Regions from separate parts of the Homo sapiens genome. Here region 2 is linked to region 1. A link is a loop called in an ENCODE intact Hi-C map of the cell type or tissue named here. Cell type or tissue: Caco-2. All regions are shown on one strand. Each heading gives the region's core, and the rest is flanking DNA. Links, peaks and the distances in the headings are about the cores only.

Region 1 (8,923 bases), core at 2,478-7,477:
TATTTTGTGGCCCGACTTTTAATCTGTTCCAGACCTTTTCACTCAGAGAGCTCAAGTGTAACTGAAGGGGGGCAGGAAAGAAAAAAACGTGTGGGTTTCTCTGATCTAGAGTGACAGCAAATAGAGACAAGCTGTTAGCTGCTGGATTTGAAGTTTTCCTTGAAATCAGAAGTTCTGCATAGTGGATTATGTTTTATCTCTGCCAAAGAAATATAAACTATCCCCTTGTTTCTGACCCTTTGGGCCATACAAACACAAACAAATGGTGTAGGATATTGCTTTCATGATTGTGGAGTTTGCTTTTCGATATTCTTCAAATCTATATTAAAATATTTATCAATTTTTGGCTTAAGTCAAGTAGATGTGTGTCTTTCAGTGTCTTAGAATGGGAGCTAAGCCCCTAGAGAAGCTTAATTTTAGCTCCTTCAAACAACCCCTTTTATATGTTTATTTATCAGATGCTTTCAGATTAATTATAGTTAGAATATAGCCATTTGCTTTAAGATTAAACATATTTAGTAATTACACTTCATTTGCTGCATAATAACGTTTCAGTCAGCGGCAGACCACATATACAGTCGTGGTCCTATATGATTCTAATACTGTGTTTTTACTGTAACTTTTCTATGTTTAGATACACAAATACTACCCGTTGTGCTACAGTTGCCTACAGTGTTCAGCACACTAACAGGCTGTACAGTTCTGTAGCTTGGGGCGATAGGCTATACCTTACAGCCTAGGCATGTAGTAGGCTATACCATCTAGGTTTGTGTAAGTACTCTCTAAGATGTTTGCACAGTGACAGAATTGCCAATGATCCATTTCACAAAGCATATCCTGGTTATTAAGTGACACATGACTATATTTATAGTATCAATCCTTCACATCTCACATGAAATTAATGTTATTTATGTAATTTTAGGGAATAAAAGAGTAATTTGTTGTGGATTGGGTTTTTTAATGATTTTTTTCTTTAACATTTAAAAGCTATTTCTTTAATATTTTAATTTTAGAGAATTCATTAGTAATTTATAACAAATCATGAAGTGACATCAGATGGCAATAAGGATGCCCTGATGTTTATTGAGTTTTAAGAAAAATAGGGCTTTTTTTGTTTGTTTTTTTAAGGAGTCATATTAGGAGTGTTTTTACTCTTTGTTCAAGAAAATGGTTCCTTGAGTATTATGCAAGCCATTAAATTATTTCATATAAACACATAGGAGGTGATTTTTTTTCCCTGGAGATTTTGTACTGGCAAACATGAGTCTCAGGTTTAAACATCACCTTGTATGTTGTAGATCTATTACTGTATATAATACAGTCATGGACATTTTCCAGTAAAAGGCCTAATGAAAACACAATGAAATTATAATTGCTGTTCAGAATGAAAAAAGATCTTTAAAACACTAATAGTTGATAAACTGATCTTTAATGTTATTTTCGCTATTGTTTATATTATAAAAAGATGTATTAAAATATTGTTACCAATCTGTGTTTTAGGAAATAAGTGCTGATGGCACCACTGGGATAAAAATATTTGGTGTAAACAAAATATTGGAGCAAGAGATTTGGGGAAAAAATTATACTTCTGAATTTTAAAGCAAGTAATGAACAGTCCAGAGTGACAAAAACAGAATATTTAATTCCTAACTACAGTTCTGTGCACAGAAATTCTATGTGTAGAAATGTCAGAGGTATTAAACCTCATAGGTTGATTTTGGTTCCTTTGTTTCAGTTTCCCAAAACTTGCTTTCTGTGCATTTACATACACGTGTGTATGTGTTACTATAATGTCTTGAAATAAGAAATAAAAGGATAAGTAAAATACAAATACCTATATGCAATTTATTAAAATAAGACTAAAGCCGAAGGTTGTTGAGACTTCTTTTTCATCAGAGTTAAATATTTGGCATTAATAATTAAATATCTATAAAAATTTTGAGACATTCATTAACATTTTTTCTTTTTTAAGCCAAATATTTCTGTTGTTAAAAATAATATTTTCCTTTTGATGAAAATGCACCTAACAACCAACTAAATAACTAAGAATCCATCCTATTAGTGTTGGGGGAAAACCACTGAAGTCTCTAGAAACCAAATTGGTAACTTTATTAATGGAGTCTTGAGCAAAGAGAATGTCAGCATCTAATTATTTAAATTTTATCAAAGCAAGTCTCTTGATAGCTGTATGCTAAAAGTGAGGTTTTTTTTGTTCTGTTTTGTTTTGTTTTGAGGTTTGAGGCTTTTTTTCCCCTTATCAACTCAAGTCTTTCCTGGTTATCCTGGGCTGTCAGTATTTGGTTATGGACTACATTAATTACTTAGCGTACAGAGGAAAAGATGTGTGTTTTAGATAAAAAGAGCTATTGCGAGCTAAAAATTATTAACAGATGGCCAGGTGCGGTGGCTCATGCCTGTAATCCCAGCACTTTGGGAGGTCAAGGTGGATGGATCACTTGAGGCCAGGAGTTCCTGACCAGCCTGGCCAACATAGTGAAACCCCATCTCTACTAAAAATAGAAAAAAATAGCTGGGAGTGGTGGTGCACGCTTGTAGTCACTCAGGAGGCTGAGGCATGAGAATCACTTGAATCCAGGCGGCAGAGGTTGCAGTGAGTGAATATCATGCCACTCTACTCCAGCCTGGGCAACAGAGACTCTGTCTCAAAAAATTAAGAATAAAAATAAAAATTAGTAACAGGCTGGATGCAGTGGCTCACGCCTGTAATCCCAGCACTTTGGGAGGCCCTGGTGGGCAGATCACTTTAGGTAAGGAGTTCAAGACCAGCCTGGCCAACATGGTCAAACCCCGTCTACTAAAAATGCAAAAATTAGCCAGGTGTGATGGCACACGCCTATAATCCCAGCTGCTTGGGAGGCTGAGGCACTGAGAATCACTTGAACCCGGTAGGCAGAGGTTGCAGTGAGCTAAGATGGTGCACTGCATTCTAGCCTGGGAGACAGAGCGAAACTCCATCTCAAAAGCCGAGGCTGATGGATCATGAGGTTAGAGATCAAGACCATCCTGGCCAACATGGTGACACCCCATCTCTGCTAAAAATACAAAAATTAGCTGGGCTGGTGGCACGCACCTATAGTCCCAACTACTCAGGAGGCTGAGGCAGGAGAATCGCTTGAACCTGGGAGGCAGAGGTTGCAGTGAGCCCAAGATCGCACCACTGCACTCCAGCCTGGGCAACAGAGCGAGACTCCATCTCAAAAAAAAAAAAAATTATTAACTGATAAAACTCACAAAATTTGGCCCTCATAATGAGTCCTCTAATCATCATTTTTTCAGTGGGGAGAATGCTACTCTTCTGATCACTGCAGAACATTCAACATCCCTGGCCCGCTAAGTGCCATAGCACCACACAGCCATTACGATTCCTCGGACCACCAACACTTTTTTTTTTTTTTTTAAATGCTGGGAGAGTTAGGGAATATGGTCTAAAATCTGAGCCCCTCTGAGATCAGGGAAATTATACCCAAGGTTATATAGTTAAATGGCAAAACTGAAATTTGAATTTGATCTTTTGATACCTAGAATTTAAAAGAAATTTAGATTCAATGCAGTTAATCTTTCAGAAATACCTACTAATGCTGATACATGAAAATTTGAGAGGGAGAAAAATAGTGGTTAATGCACTTGCATCTTGTATTGTGACTCATCTTGAATAAGTTACCCAAAGATAATGAGTTTTTCTTTTTTTCTTTTCTTCCTTTATTGTTTCTTTCTTTTTTGGAGAGAGGGTCTCACTCTCATCGCCCAGGCTAGAGTGCAGCATGGCTCAATCTCAGTTCACTGCAGCCTTAATTCCTGGGCTCATACAAGCCTCCCGCCTGTAGCTGGGACTACAGGCATGTGCCACCATACCCTGCTAATTTTTTTGTGTTTTTAGTAGACATGGGGTTTTGCCGTGTTGCCCAGGCTGGTCTCAAACCCCTGGGGCTCAAGCAGTCTACCTGCCTCTACCTCCCAAAGTGCTGAGTTTACAGGTGTGAGCCATAGGGCCTGGCCAAGTTTCTAATTACGTAAGAGAATTTAAGATCTCTGATTGGAACAGACTTTAAAGGCATCTAGTTGAATTATTTACCCAATTCTTGCCTCACCGATCTCAGCTTTGACCTTTCCCTTTACTAGTTTACTTCATTATAGTGTAGCCCATTCTACTTAAGGAAAATTCTAATGACCACAAAGTTTATATTTCTTGATTACCCAAAAATTTACTTCCTTTCACATGTGTGAATACAGCTCTAATCCCAGCAGTGTTCTCTTCTAACTGTGGTTTCTCTGGTTTTTCATGTGTTCAGAGTTCTCTGTTCTTTATCAATTTACTCACTTCTCTGGATGTCCTTCATTTTGCTAGTGCTTCTTTAAGTGTTATATTCTATAGTGTTTCATATGTACATTATCCTGTGAGAAAAATAGTTATGTCATTGCTCTGACCTGTCATTTTCAATCTCCTCCAAAAATCTTTCTTCAATCTGCAGTAGAGGCTAGCATCTCTTTTCCACATGATAGTTACAACAATGTACTTGATTCAACTGAATTAAATTGGGATGTAGAAAAATTTACCTTCTCAGTTGGAAATCAAGAGACCCAAGTTCTGCTATCACAATATAACCAACTGGATCAGAAAGATACCTAACTTCTCTTGACTCATCTGTAAAATGTGACTGGATTAGACTGGATGCTCTTAAGAATATTTCCACTCTTTAACTGAATACAATATGCTCAGTAACTGCTTTGGACTCTTGCTTAAGGTTACTTCTCAATAGCCTTTTTGATTTGAGTGCATTGAGGTTTCAGAGATACTTTTGAACTATTTATTGCACCATTTAAGTTTAACTTTGGTCCTCTGGTCACAGTGTGGAATTACTTTTGAAGAGGAGACAGGGAAATCTTCCAGCCTTTAATCTAAAGATAAGCCTTATCACATGGTGAGTATGTCCAGGCAAACAAATCTGATGGGGGGTGTGGGAAGTGCTGGGCTGAATAGTTAAGCTTTGTCCACACTCTCAAACTCTTGGAAGCATATGGGAGTTTAAACATGTTCATGTTAGCAAAGTTCAGCTTTATTGCCTTAAAGATGATGCCTTGTTGGTACACTTTGTTTCTAAAATTTAAAACTCCCATAAAGTTGCCATGACAGAAAGTCTAATGTAAGCAGATTTGAAGCCTAGTTCCAGGCCATGTGCTTAGCAAAACCTGATTTAAGACATACCAATAGAGATTGTTAGTAATTATTGCTCTCACTACATTTTCTTTTTCCTTCAAAAGCAAGCATTTGCTTAAATGAATATTTTAATACATAAGATTATAGAATAGATTTCAAAATTAGTTCCACACTTGAGCTCTGCAGTTTTTAAAATTTTATGTTAAATTCAGTAGGATATATTCTAAAAAGTAAACAACTTTAGTTGTATTCCTCTGTCCAGTATGTCTCAACTATGTTTTGTGAAATTTCGCTGTTCCTTTTTAAAATGTTTTATTTTTTATCTAAAAATAAATACTTTGGTTAGCTAGGGAAAATATCCAGTAAGGTAGTTCCAAAATAGTTTATCAGTTATGGTAAGCAATCTCTCCTGTACTAACCAAGGCTGAGTAGACATATGTTACGGAGGATAAACTAATAGGTAATTTCTACTTGATCAGTATTTCATTGATGCAATTAGTTAATTATACAGTGAAGAAACATTTTTATCTTTCTTTACATAATGAGTACATTGTTCATACAGGATTTTTTAAACATGAAAGTTTAAGACCAGCAACGTCAATTAGATGATAGTTTAAACTAATGCCTTATTCGTGTTACTAAAGCCGCTATCAAACACACTTAAAAAGACCTTACATAGTTTTTTGGGGGTTTTTTTTTGTTTGATTTTTGTTTTTTTTTTTTTGAGACGGAGTCTCGCTCTGTCGCCCAGGCTGGAGTGCAGTGGCGCAATCTTGGCTCACTGCAACCTCCGCCTCCCGAGTAGCTGGGACTACAGGTGCCTGCCACCGTGCCCGGCTAATTTTTTGTATTTTAGTAGAGACAGGGTTTCACCATGTTAGCCAGGATGGTCTCGATCTCCTGAACTCGTGATCCGCCCACCTCGGCCTCCCGAAGTGCTGGGATTACAGGCGTGAGCCACCGTGCCAAGCCTTTTACATAGTTTTTTAAAAGGAAACTTTTTCAAGTTATATTTGTATTAACTCTGTATTAACAGCAAACATCTTATATGCTGGAAAAGAGGAACCATTTGGTGTTGCTTGCTACTTTTTGTACCAACCCAAAGATTCAGATGTAAGAAAAAGAAAGAGATTATAGAATTATTGGAAAGGTCAAATTTCTGTTGAAAGTAATTGGTGTGATTTAGAAGGAGAGTGGTTCAGATTCTGTTTTGTTTTGTTTTATACTCATTTTGTTCTGCTACCCTAGTTGCTAAGGTCATTTTAGAACTCATTCTGGACTTGCTTCAACTTGGAGATTCTCCTGTGCATTACTAATAGCATCCTCCTAACTAGGGAGAGAAACTATTTTAGGATTTATTTATTTATGCAACAAAAGTTTGGGTGCCAGTTACATGCCAGGCACTATGCTAGCCATGGGTTGGGAGGAACAAGCTACTAAACAAGTAAATAAATCATTACAAATGTATTAAGTATGGTAAAAGGTACTAAACAATGTGGGGTGAAAGGAACTAGGGTGGTGGGAACCTGCTTGCACCTGGGTGGTCAAGGGAGGTTTTTCAAAAAGGCACATAGGAAGCCACCAGTCAAATTTCAGACCAGTTTTTGTGTTTTTCAGTAAAAACTCTGAGGTATGCATCACTTCTAAATTATAAATTATCCTCTGTGAAAGAGCTTTACTAGTAATAAATGAAATTAGAAATAAAGTGTTATAATTGACCTGTTTATTCATTAATCTAACATGAATTAATAGTGACAAGTATATTTTAAAAGATAATGCCCCTTTATTTTTTTAATTTTTAGTTTTTTAGAGACGGTGTATCTCTGTGTTGCTCAGTCTGGTCTTGAACTCCTGTCCTGAAGCAGTCCTCCTGCCTCAGCCTCCCAAGTAGCTGGTATTACAGGTGCAAATCACCATGTCTGGCTGCTTCTCTACAGTCTCATTATCTGAACTTTCTTTCCTAACTAGACCTTAAAGTTTATTTTCATAGTGGGGAAAAACATCTAGCTGTGCTCTGGGGACAAAGAGAGCTGAAAGCTAATTAGAACACGTTCTCCCTTTTCTGCCTCACCTCATTTAGCAACCCTTGTGTCCTGCCCTAAACTGCTTGATGAGGTGATGAGGAGAAAATGTTCTGCTGGATTTCTTTTTGTTTTCTTTTAGCTCCATTCATGATTGTATTGTTTGAAAAATAACATTATAATGAATTTTTATGGTTGGAGGAGGGGGAAGTTGAATTGACTAAAGTATTGATATTTGTTACCAGTATTTTTGAACAGCTAAAGATGTGAAAACTTTAATCCAGTTTGGGGAGGCTGGGAGTTGGTGCTGGGGAAAAGGTTTGGCTGTGTCCCCACCCAAATCTCATCTTGAATTGTAGCTCCCATTATCCCCACATGTTGTGGGAGGGACCAGGTGGGAATAATTGAATCATGGGGGCAATTTCTCCCATCCTGTTCTCAGATAGTGAGTGCTCGCAAGATCTTATGGTTTTATAAGGGGCTTCCCCCTTCCCTGAGCACTGATTCTTCTCTCTCCTGCTGCCATGTGAAGGAGTACATGTTTGCTTCCCCTTTTGCAATGATTGTAAGTTTTCTGAGACCTCCCCAGCCATGCTGAACTGTAAATCTGTTAAACCTCTTTTCTTTATAAATTACCCAGTCTTGGGTATGTCTTTATTAACAGCGCAAGAACAAACTAATACAGTAAATTGGTACCAGAAGTGGGGAAAGAAGTGCAGAGTGTGGGATGGAGAGGTTACTTAGCCTGTGACAAAACCTAGAGTAGGATGTTAGAGCAGGTGAACTGTCCCCACATATTGATCATTAGAGAAATGCAAACCAAAACCACAATGAGATAACACTTAACTCCCATTAGGATGGCTAAAGTTTTTTTTGAAAAGATAACAAATGTTGTCCAGAATGTGGAGAAATTGGAATCCTCATACATTGCTGTTGGGATTGAAAAATGATGTAACCACTTTGGAAAATAGAATGACAGTTCCTCAAAACATTAACCATAACATTCCCATATGACCGAGCAATTCCATTCCTCGGTATAGAGGCTAAAGAATTGGGAACGTATGTCTCCACGTTGTGGGAACGTATGTCTCCACAAAAACCTGTACCCAGGTTTACAGCAGTATTATTTTATAATAAATAGCCAAAAAGTGAAAATAACCCAAATGTCCATTAGTTGATGAATGGGCTAACAAAATGTGGTATATTCATATAATGGAATATTATTTGGCAATTAAAGGGAATGCAGTGCTTGATACATATTAAAACATGAATAAATCTGGAAAACATTATAAATGAGAATAGCCAGGCACAAAAGGCCATATATTGCTTAATTCCATTTTTAGAAATGTCCAGAATGGGAAAATTCATAGAGACAGAAGTAGATTAGTGGTTGCCAGGGACTGGGAGGAAGGGCAGTAGGTAGTGAACTGCTAATGGATACAGGGCTTTTTTGTTTGTTTTTGTTTTTGTGACTTTTTTTTTTTTTTTTTGAAGTGATGAAAATGTTCTGAAATTAGATCGTGGCAATGGGTGTACAATTCTGTGAATTTGTAAGAACTACCAGACAGTACATGTAACAAGGGTGAATTATCCCAGTAAAGAGAAAAAATTATTTCTAGGCATGATGTCATTTAGGTATATAGTGTATTGAGAAATACCTTTTGTATATTGATCATAAAAAGATGTATTCAGTCATTAGGTTAGGACACTCGTCTTTTCCTTTTCT
Region 2 (8,923 bases), core at 1,848-6,847, 330 kb before region 1:
TACTGTCCATGAACTCTGAAGAGAGACACCAATGATCTCATGATGACTGGAATTCCTTCTGCCACCTTCAAGCAGAAAATTGAAAACTACAGTCTATGCACACACATGCACCCTAAGGGTCAGGCTTTGTCAGCGAGGTCCTATCAAAGAGGATGGGGGCATTGCCAGGAGATACCCCTAATAAATCCATCCCCTAATACGTCCAGCCCTTAATGATGTCCTGGGATGGACTCTCCTTCACAGGCTCATACTTCAGTGTTTGTAAATATGTCATCATAACCCCACTCCAACTGGTAAAATAACTTCCCCACAGCAAATAAAGACACAGCCTAGACAAGTATTAGAAGCAACTCCGTTAGCACAAAGAAAACTTCTCACCAATCTCAAATTTTTCTGTAACTCTACATTCAAGATGCATTTTTACTGCAAAAACAAGTTCCTAAGAAGAACACAGGAATGAGGAAGGATACAAGACAAGCCAGGGGGGTGCAAGAGAAAAGAAAAACAAGTGTTATCCAGCTTGTGATGCAATCACAGGCCAAGCACCCATGGATGGAATCACTTAACAGGCTCTGGGGGAAAACAGACTGTCAGGTCCACTGTAGTGCCACTGGAGGGAGCAGGAGTGAAATAGTGACTGATATCTGTGCTAAATATACTGATGTTCTGAGATTATTGGGGTCAGGGGAGGAGATTGCAGAGAGAGAGAGGAGAAGATTGCATAAAACGGGACAATTAATAGATATGTATAGTGCACAGGCAAGTGGAGTGGTAGTACAAGAGCAAGGTAGCAGGCTCGTACAGTGAGGCTGTTTCTTGGGAAACTAGGGAGCAGCCCAAAGATAGTGGAATTACTAAGAATTCCATTGATATTTCCAATCAGCAATGGCCATTCAAGAGAAAATCCATGCAAAATTTGGGATCAAATGTTTCAGGCATTAAGGAAAGTTAGGGCGACTCATCCTTCCTTTCTCAGTTACGAAAAAAAACCCAACCTTAAATAGAGCAGACAATTTCCAGAATGGAATGCAAGGCCACTGTGAATTGGCTAGCCTCTATGCAAGCAAGGCCCTGCTTTAACGGTAGCTGTTAGTCCAGTTCTTTCCAGGCTGCTATTTTCCTTCTTAGTGACTTGATGTTACTTCTGAGTACATGTCTTGGGTCCTTACATCACATATTTTTTACTTCTAACCATAAATTCTAAAGGTGTGCTCACTAGAACGGGAGCCCTCTCTAGATCATTCTAAGCAAAGTTTGGAGAACTAGTTGCCTCCTTTCTTTGGGTTCACAGTTTCTATGCCTGTAATCAGTTGTCAGGATCCCTGTTGAGAATCTCCAGAATAAGTTTCTGCCTATACCCATGAATATTTATCAGCCTAATTCACCAGGAGGCTTAACCCAGAGCTTCTCCCTGACTTCTGGAAGCTCAAGGTTTTTTATACTACTTGTCACCAACACTGTGTTCCAGCATATTCCCAGATGATTAAAACTTCCAAAGCAGTAGACCTTTATTATTCCAAAAAGATTCCTCCATCAACATACCAAACTGATGAGGGATTGTAAAGTATACAGAGAGCCCCTTCTCCCACATTGAGGCACTTCTCCAGCAGGAAATAAGAATGTAGTTAGTCATAATAGAAGCTCATTAAACTTGACTAGGATTTTAACAGTTAGGGAAAGATGACAATCACTTAAAGTTCATTAAGATCCCATGTCAGTATAACCTTTAGTATAAAGCATGGCATGTTTTTGCCCACAAAATTTTTAATCTCAAATTAAATGAGACTTGACCCTTGATCTATGTTCCAATCCATAACAATATTTGGCATATGAGCAAAGGCCATATTAGTTTTAAAAAAAAACTAGTTTAATTATTATGAATTTTGTAATAATTATATTCTAACTCATAATGTAACCCCTATTTAGTGCAATTAGTAAGATTTGATTTCTAACAAAGCCTGATTCTACTAATATCAAAGATAAAACGTACTGGGAGATTGAATTAAAACTTCTACAAGGTGTTTTTCCACTGTACCTGATTCATCCAAAAATCCTCTCATCTATAAAAGAAATAAGAATACCGACCAACAAAAAAGTTGTCAGAATCAACTGTTGCAGAACTACAGAAATTAATCAAAGGCTTGCAACAATCTGGGAATAATTTATTTACCAAAAAAAAAGCTCAATCTTGGTAAGAAAAATAGGTTTATAGTTTTATAACTTCCCTTTTCCTATCTCCTCTCCCAGCTCAGTCACAGCCTCAAAAGTCAATAACCTACAATCACAGTGAAAACCAGCAGCCTGTCATACACTGAAGAAGGTGGAATGGGGTTGGAGCTTCTTTAAAGCACATTCACAGAAAATTGTTGTGATGTTAATTGCCTGTTGGTTCCCTAGAAGAGCCCACTGACAGGGTTGTCTTCATTTTTACCTTACTAAGAACTCTCCCTTGTGAAAAATTCTTTTCCCCAAAAGTGTTGAAAACAATAAGAGTCAATTGCATAATATTGCAGCTGCCTGAAGTGGTGGATAACAGTTATGGCTAACAACAGACTAATTAAAAAGCTTAAAGGGAAAGCTAGAGGATAAGCTGTCCATAGGAACCTTGAAAAGCTGTGACACATCCCTGAGACTATAGAAGCCACTTATGTGTGTAAAGCTGTGTGCATGTACAGGGCTCTGCATATGCTCAGGAAATACCTGATAACCCTCTAAACTCTCTCCTCTGGCTAGTCTGGAGGTTCTGCACAAACAGGAAGTGAAGGCTAAGGCAGAGTTGTCAACTACTCAGTTGCATGTCAAAGGCATGCCCCAAAACACACACAGAACCTCTTAGCAAAGATTAATTGATTCCAGATATTTAAGGAAATTTCTATCCAATCATGTGTTGGTCACTAAACTAACCATTCAGACATGTCAGTGGCCACACATGAGAAATAGAATTTTACAAAATTAGTTCCCAAAATTCACTAAACAAACAAACAACTAAAAACAGCAACAACAAACCCTGGAGAGTGGGAAAGAATCTGAATTCCAAAGTTGCCACACTGTGTTATCTTGAATGTCCAATATTCAACAAAAAATTAAAGTCATGCAAAGAAACAAGAAAGTAAGGCCCATACACAACACACACACACACACACACACACACACACACACACACACAAAGTCAATAGAAACTTTCCCTGAGGAAGAAAAAATATTGAACTTACTAGACAAAGACTTTACATCAACTACTTAAACATGTTCAAAGTACTAAAGGAAGCCATAGCTAAAGACCTACAGGGAAGTATGAAAATTATGTTTCATCCAATAAAAAATAAAAAGATAGAAATTATTTTTTGAAAAACCAAATATTAATTCAGAAGTTGAAAACTAACTGAAGTGAAAAATTCACTAGAGCTCAATAGCGGATTTGAGCCAGCAGAAGAAAGAATCTGCAAACGTCAAGATAAGTAGATTGAGATTATTCCGTATGAGAAAAGAAAAGAGAATAAACAAAAGGAATAGAGCCTCAGAGTCCTGTGGGACATCAGTAAATTACCAACATACACATAATGAAAATCCAAGAGAGGCTAGAAAGGAGCAGAAAAAATATTTTAAAAAATAATGACCAGCCCGGCATGGTGGCTCATGCCTGTAATCCCAGTAATCCCTCCCTCTGGGAGGCCAAGGCAGGCAGATCACTTGAGGTCAGGAGTTCGAGACCAGCCTGGCCAACATGGCGAAACCCCATCTCTACTAAAAATACTTAGCCAGGCCTGGTGGTGGGAGCTTGTAATCCCAGCTACTGGTGAGGCTGAAGCAGGAGAATTGCTTGAAACTGGAAGGTGGAGGTTGAAGTGAGCCAAGATCCTGCCACTGCACTCCAGCAGCTTGGGCAACAGAGTGAAACTCCATCTCAAAAAAGTAATAATGATGAGCAAAAACTTCCAAATTTAATTTTAAAATATTAATTTACATGTCCAAGAAGCTCAAGAAACTCCAACCAGGATACACTCAAAGACAATTAAAATATTCTAAAATTGGTTGTTGTGATAGTTGCACTTTAAATATACAAAAAGCTATTGAATTGTACTCTTTATATCTGTAAATTGAATGGTATGTTAATTATATCTCAATAAAGTTTTTAAAAAGAGAATGAGGTACCAATACATCCTTACAACATGGATGAACCTTTAAAACTTTGTTCTAAGTGAAAGAAGCCAGTCACAAAAAGCCACGTATCATATAGCCCACTCATATAAAATGTTCATAATAGGCAATTCCATAGACACAGAAACTAGATTTGCGCTTGCAGAAGTTGGAGGGAAGGGAGTTACTGACAATGGGTATGGGATTCCTTTAGGGAGTGATAAAAATATTCTGCAATTAAATAGTTGTGATGGATTCACAATCTTGTGAATATGCCAAAAATCACTGAACTACATACACTAAAAGGGTGAACTTTATGGTGTGTAAGTTATATCTCAATGTTTATAAAAGCAACACCCTCCTCCCCAGAAATTTCAGTAGTGAAAAGGTGTAAAACCATTGTAATGGTTGCACATGTTTATGCTGGAAAATTGGTAAACTGAAATGTTTCTTTAAAACACTTATACTTCATTGGGAGAGAGTTATTTCTTTGGAAAATGCCCTTTCTCTTTTTTCTATGAATAGTCAAAGTTTCAGGAAAAAGAACCAGTAATACACATGTATTTTAAAAGGTGTGACTAAGTGTCAGAGGGTAGATTGTGCAAGATAGGTACCTTAGAGCTTGACCAGGACAACTCTTTGCTAATCTTCAGGAATTCTTGGGACTCTGGCCCTGACTCAGCCAAGACAAGAATAGTGAGCTAATGATTAATGATGTGATGATTAAAGTTCAAATTCTCCTGGTGGCAGTCAGAACCAGTTTGTTTATTGATGGCTTATACCCAGTATAATCAGTTGGATATCCTGGCTTGGCTATGTGACCAAGAGGATATAAAAGACCCTGTTGGAAATGTTTAAGTACCTTTCCCAAAACAAAGATTTATCATCACACAATTCTTGGTAATTCAATTTGGAAACATTGCATATCCTGATGCAAATAAGAAAGACACTGGGGAGCTGCGCTTGGAAGTTTCTTGGACCTCTGATGCTTTCTTGCAATCTCTTGTTCCTGCTTTACTGTATCCTCTGCCTTTATTGAATATGCTCTTCGAGGCCTTGTTAGTCTTTCAATTATCCAGCCTAATGCAATCTCTTTTCATGAGTAATGCATTCCATACTGCAGATCTTTTTTATAAAAAGTAAAGGAGCAGCAATCTCAGTAATTATATTCAAATGAGACTCTCAAAACCCTGTGAGCAAATATAAGCAAAATTAGTCCCACCTGTGGGACAGCGCCAATATACCCAGCAGCTGTTCATGAGTAGAGATGGCAGAGAGAATACTGCCTGTTCCCAAACATAGAAATCCAATCTGGTTGTCCAACCCAAACCACGAAAATCGTTGCATTCCACAGACAAGGATACAAGAGTTATATTTGTGAAAAAGAAGCTTCTGCTGCTCAAGAACTTTCTCAATGATGCCTGAAATTGAGGGTCAAGAAACAAACCCCAGAATCTAGTAATCGACTCTTGAGTACCACCCCACCCCACATTATCTAGACCATAGGTCTAAGTCAGAGATTCTGATGATCTCCTCAGGTACTTTGGCAAATTCATCACAAATATCTCCTGTTAATATATGGGTAAAGAAATGTTTGGGGTTAATATGTGGGTAGAGAAATGTCGGGATGACCAGAGCCATCCTCATACATAGTCATATCTCTGTAGCACAAGTGTTCAAATTTCTCCAAATTCCACCACTAAAAAGATATCAGAGCCACATGGATCCATACCTTCATGGCTTAGATGTTTTCCCATGCTTTGCTTGAGCTCACACTATCAAGAAGGTACCAAGAGAAAGGCACCATTCTTTGAACTTAATCGCCAGACCCACTTCTTCTGGTTGCTATTTAACCAGACTGGTCATCCACTCTCATTTATTCTGTCATCCTTTCTACCCAAAGTATAACCAGTTGAACAGTGTGGATTGCCACCACCCTAGAGCATTTCAACAATATCCTGGCTCTAGGTTCTCTAATCTTCTTCCTAACAAAGACTACACAGGGGTTGTATTAGTCACTCACCTCCCTCCCACCCCTGGCCGTATTCTGTACTTCCCTACAAGGAGCTATTAAGCTTAAGACCCATGAATTCAGCCAGCAATTTGTCTTTCTCATTTGCTTATAAAATAAGCAAGGTTTACAAGGGAAACTCCTGAGGCAGGTCTTCTGAAGCTGGAAAATAATTTCAACCCCTACACACAAATTAAGCCAGAGAGAATTGAAGCTGATGAGGCATTTAAGTGGGCAATAAAAATCTGGAGTTGGTGGAGGGAGAACCACCTAAGGTGAGCTGAAATACGTAACACTTGCAAGAATCTCCCAGACAGGAACTCCGACTAGTCTAAGCAACCCTGTAAGACCTAAAACAAGTTTTCTTCCTCTCTTACTCCATTTGGGCTGTTATAATGAATTAACAAAAACTGGATAGTTTGGAAACATAAGAAATGTATTTCTCACAGTTCTGGAGCCTTGGAAGTCCAACATCTAGGCACATTCACTGTCTGATGAGGGCCCACATCCTGGATCACTTCTCATTGAAATCATTTCTTCCTACTCTGTCCTCACATGGTAGAAGAGGCAAAGGATCTCTCAGGCCTTTTTTATAAGGGCACTAATCCCATTCGTGGGGTCTCTACCTTTATGGCCTAATCACCTTCCAAAGACCTCACTTCCTCATACCATCATATTGGGGGTAGGATTTCAACATATGAATTTGGGGGAGACAAAAACATTCAGACCATAGCACTTCTTTTGTCAATACTTACTGACGAAGCCTAAGGAGTAATAAAGGAACAGAATCCCAAGATGGGGAATAAAAAGGGGAATCTACTAACTTTTCTCTCAAGGTGAAGTGTCTTTTAGAAAGGAAAAAAGGGGAGAAAAGTCCCTCAAAGATCTTCTTTGAAGACAAGGTTTAGAACTTAGCTCTTATATCCTGAGAACTTACTCCATCTCACCTAGAAAAATCAGGAAAAAGTGAGGAGAAAGAGAAAAAAAAAATCACAGTTTTAGTTTTCCACAAGCCTTGATGCAAGACACATCCAAATCAATCCTCTGCCCAAATAACTTCTAATCCATGCACTTCCTTTTTCCTTCGTTAGAGTTTGCTTAAAAACCTAGAAAATGTACCTGCTTGACCTGGCAAAGCAATGGGGGTGGTTCTAATTGGCTAACAGCCTAAAATACTTGATGGTGTCCCTGGACTAATTAATTTTATTAAACACATTTGAGCTGGATTCTAGTGAGTGTTGCTAAAAGGAGGGATTCATTTATTACTTCATTCAGCAAACAGTTGTATAATTTTAATGTGCATGGTGCTGTTCTAGGCACCTGGGATCAATTATGAAAAGTACAGAAAATCAGTATGTTCATGAACTTTATATTCCTTTGAGAAAGTGCACACAACAGGAGGTAAGCCTGATGATGGGTTTAGTATAATCAATTCTTATGAAAAGATAATGCCCATATTTAGGCTTGGGAAACACACAATCTTTCCTGTGTATGTTTCCCCTAGATTTCTAAATTTTCTCTTTTGTCTACCCAGTCTGGTGACACAGACTGTGTCCCCTCAACCATGTCCCCTCATCCAACTTTTGTCCTCTCAGCTCTGGGCTTTACATATTCAGGTCCATGTTCATAATCCTTGCAACTCCATGGGGTTGTGATGAAGGTCAAATGTTTTAATGGAAGGTGAAATTATTGTTATAATCTCTTATTGTTAATATGGCCCTTGGCAATTGTATGGCCAAGGTCCATGCCTGGTTAGCCCTGCAACACTCTTTTCACTTCCCCTTCAGAGCCAACCACTCTCTAGTCTTGGCCATTTGTAAAGCCGTTTTCCCAGGCCATCATGTTGACACAGCTGCTTATGGTACCCATATCCTGGTTCCCCTGTCTGTTCTATGCATTACGTGTATGTAATTAGAACTTCCAACATTTCATTCCATAAGTATGCTGACCAAAGTAGCTGAAGACCAGTAATGTAAATTCGTTTTTCTGTTTTGTTTTTTTTTTTTGTCTTTACTTGGATTCTCGCTACATGTAGAGCATAGGTGGTAGTCTCCCTTTAATTCTCATCCATATGTAGACACAAAACTTTTCCTTAAGGGTCCCTTATAACATCTTGCATGTGCTAAAACTTGAAAACACTAAAAGAGAAAATAAACAGATAAACATAGATGGTGCAAGAACCACGAAACAATGTTAGGTATATTCCCCATGTGACTGCAACCAGGAATAACTATCCTATAGCTAGGAATCACTTTAAGTCCTATATAATGGCACACTAACCATGCAATAAGTGAAATATTCACCTTTGACGAAGTTACCAACATAACACTAATGAGCAATCTGTTTCCTCTGGCACTCATATCCATCTCAATGAACCTAACATCCCCCTTCGTGACCTTCATGCCCTTTCCGTGATACCCATATCTACAGTAGCTTGACCTTTAAAGCTTAGGAGTAGCACTTTTGTTCCTTCATTCACTTCCATCTCCCATTTACAGCCCCCAATTGCATTAGAGTGATTCATATATCGCTTTCGAAATGCCAACGGACACACAGTGACTCACGTTCCCTGCTTTCATCCTCATATTTCCTTATGGAAATACTGAGGTCCTGCATGTGCCATTTTAGTGAATGTCCCAGGTTTTCCCTATCTTCCAAAGCAGGAATTGCTCAAGTTATGAGGGACTTTGCTGAAGATCCTGGCATGTATGGGATTAATAGGTTTTCCTTCAGAGAGGCTTCCAGGTGTTTCAAGCTGCCATCCAATCTTTCAGGCAA

Evidence for each region. A loop is a pair of places that touch in the nucleus more often than their neighbours do. Peaks named below come from ENCODE experiments on the same cell type or tissue, not always from the same donor. Only the 100,000 strongest peaks of a DNase experiment are listed, where the experiment ranks them.
Region 2: it touches region 1 in a loop (5-fold over the local background); 2 of 110 quality-filtered maps call a loop at or near these places.

What each region holds. Positions count from the first base shown.
Region 1 is chr11:102,187,957-102,196,879 of GRCh38, forward strand. The region is part of intron 4 of YAP1 (Yes1 associated transcriptional regulator); the gene reads left to right. Among named protein-coding and RNA genes, the nearest start is that of YAP1-DT, 82 kb to the left of the region's middle. In Caco-2, for the core only: no CTCF peak of the experiment used is centred there; a DNase peak (open chromatin) is centred at 4,975.
Region 2 is chr11:101,862,016-101,870,938 of GRCh38, forward strand. No RefSeq gene overlaps it. Among named protein-coding and RNA genes, the nearest start is that of CEP126, 49 kb to the right of the region's middle. In Caco-2, for the core only: no CTCF peak of the experiment used is centred there; a DNase peak (open chromatin) is centred at 4,796.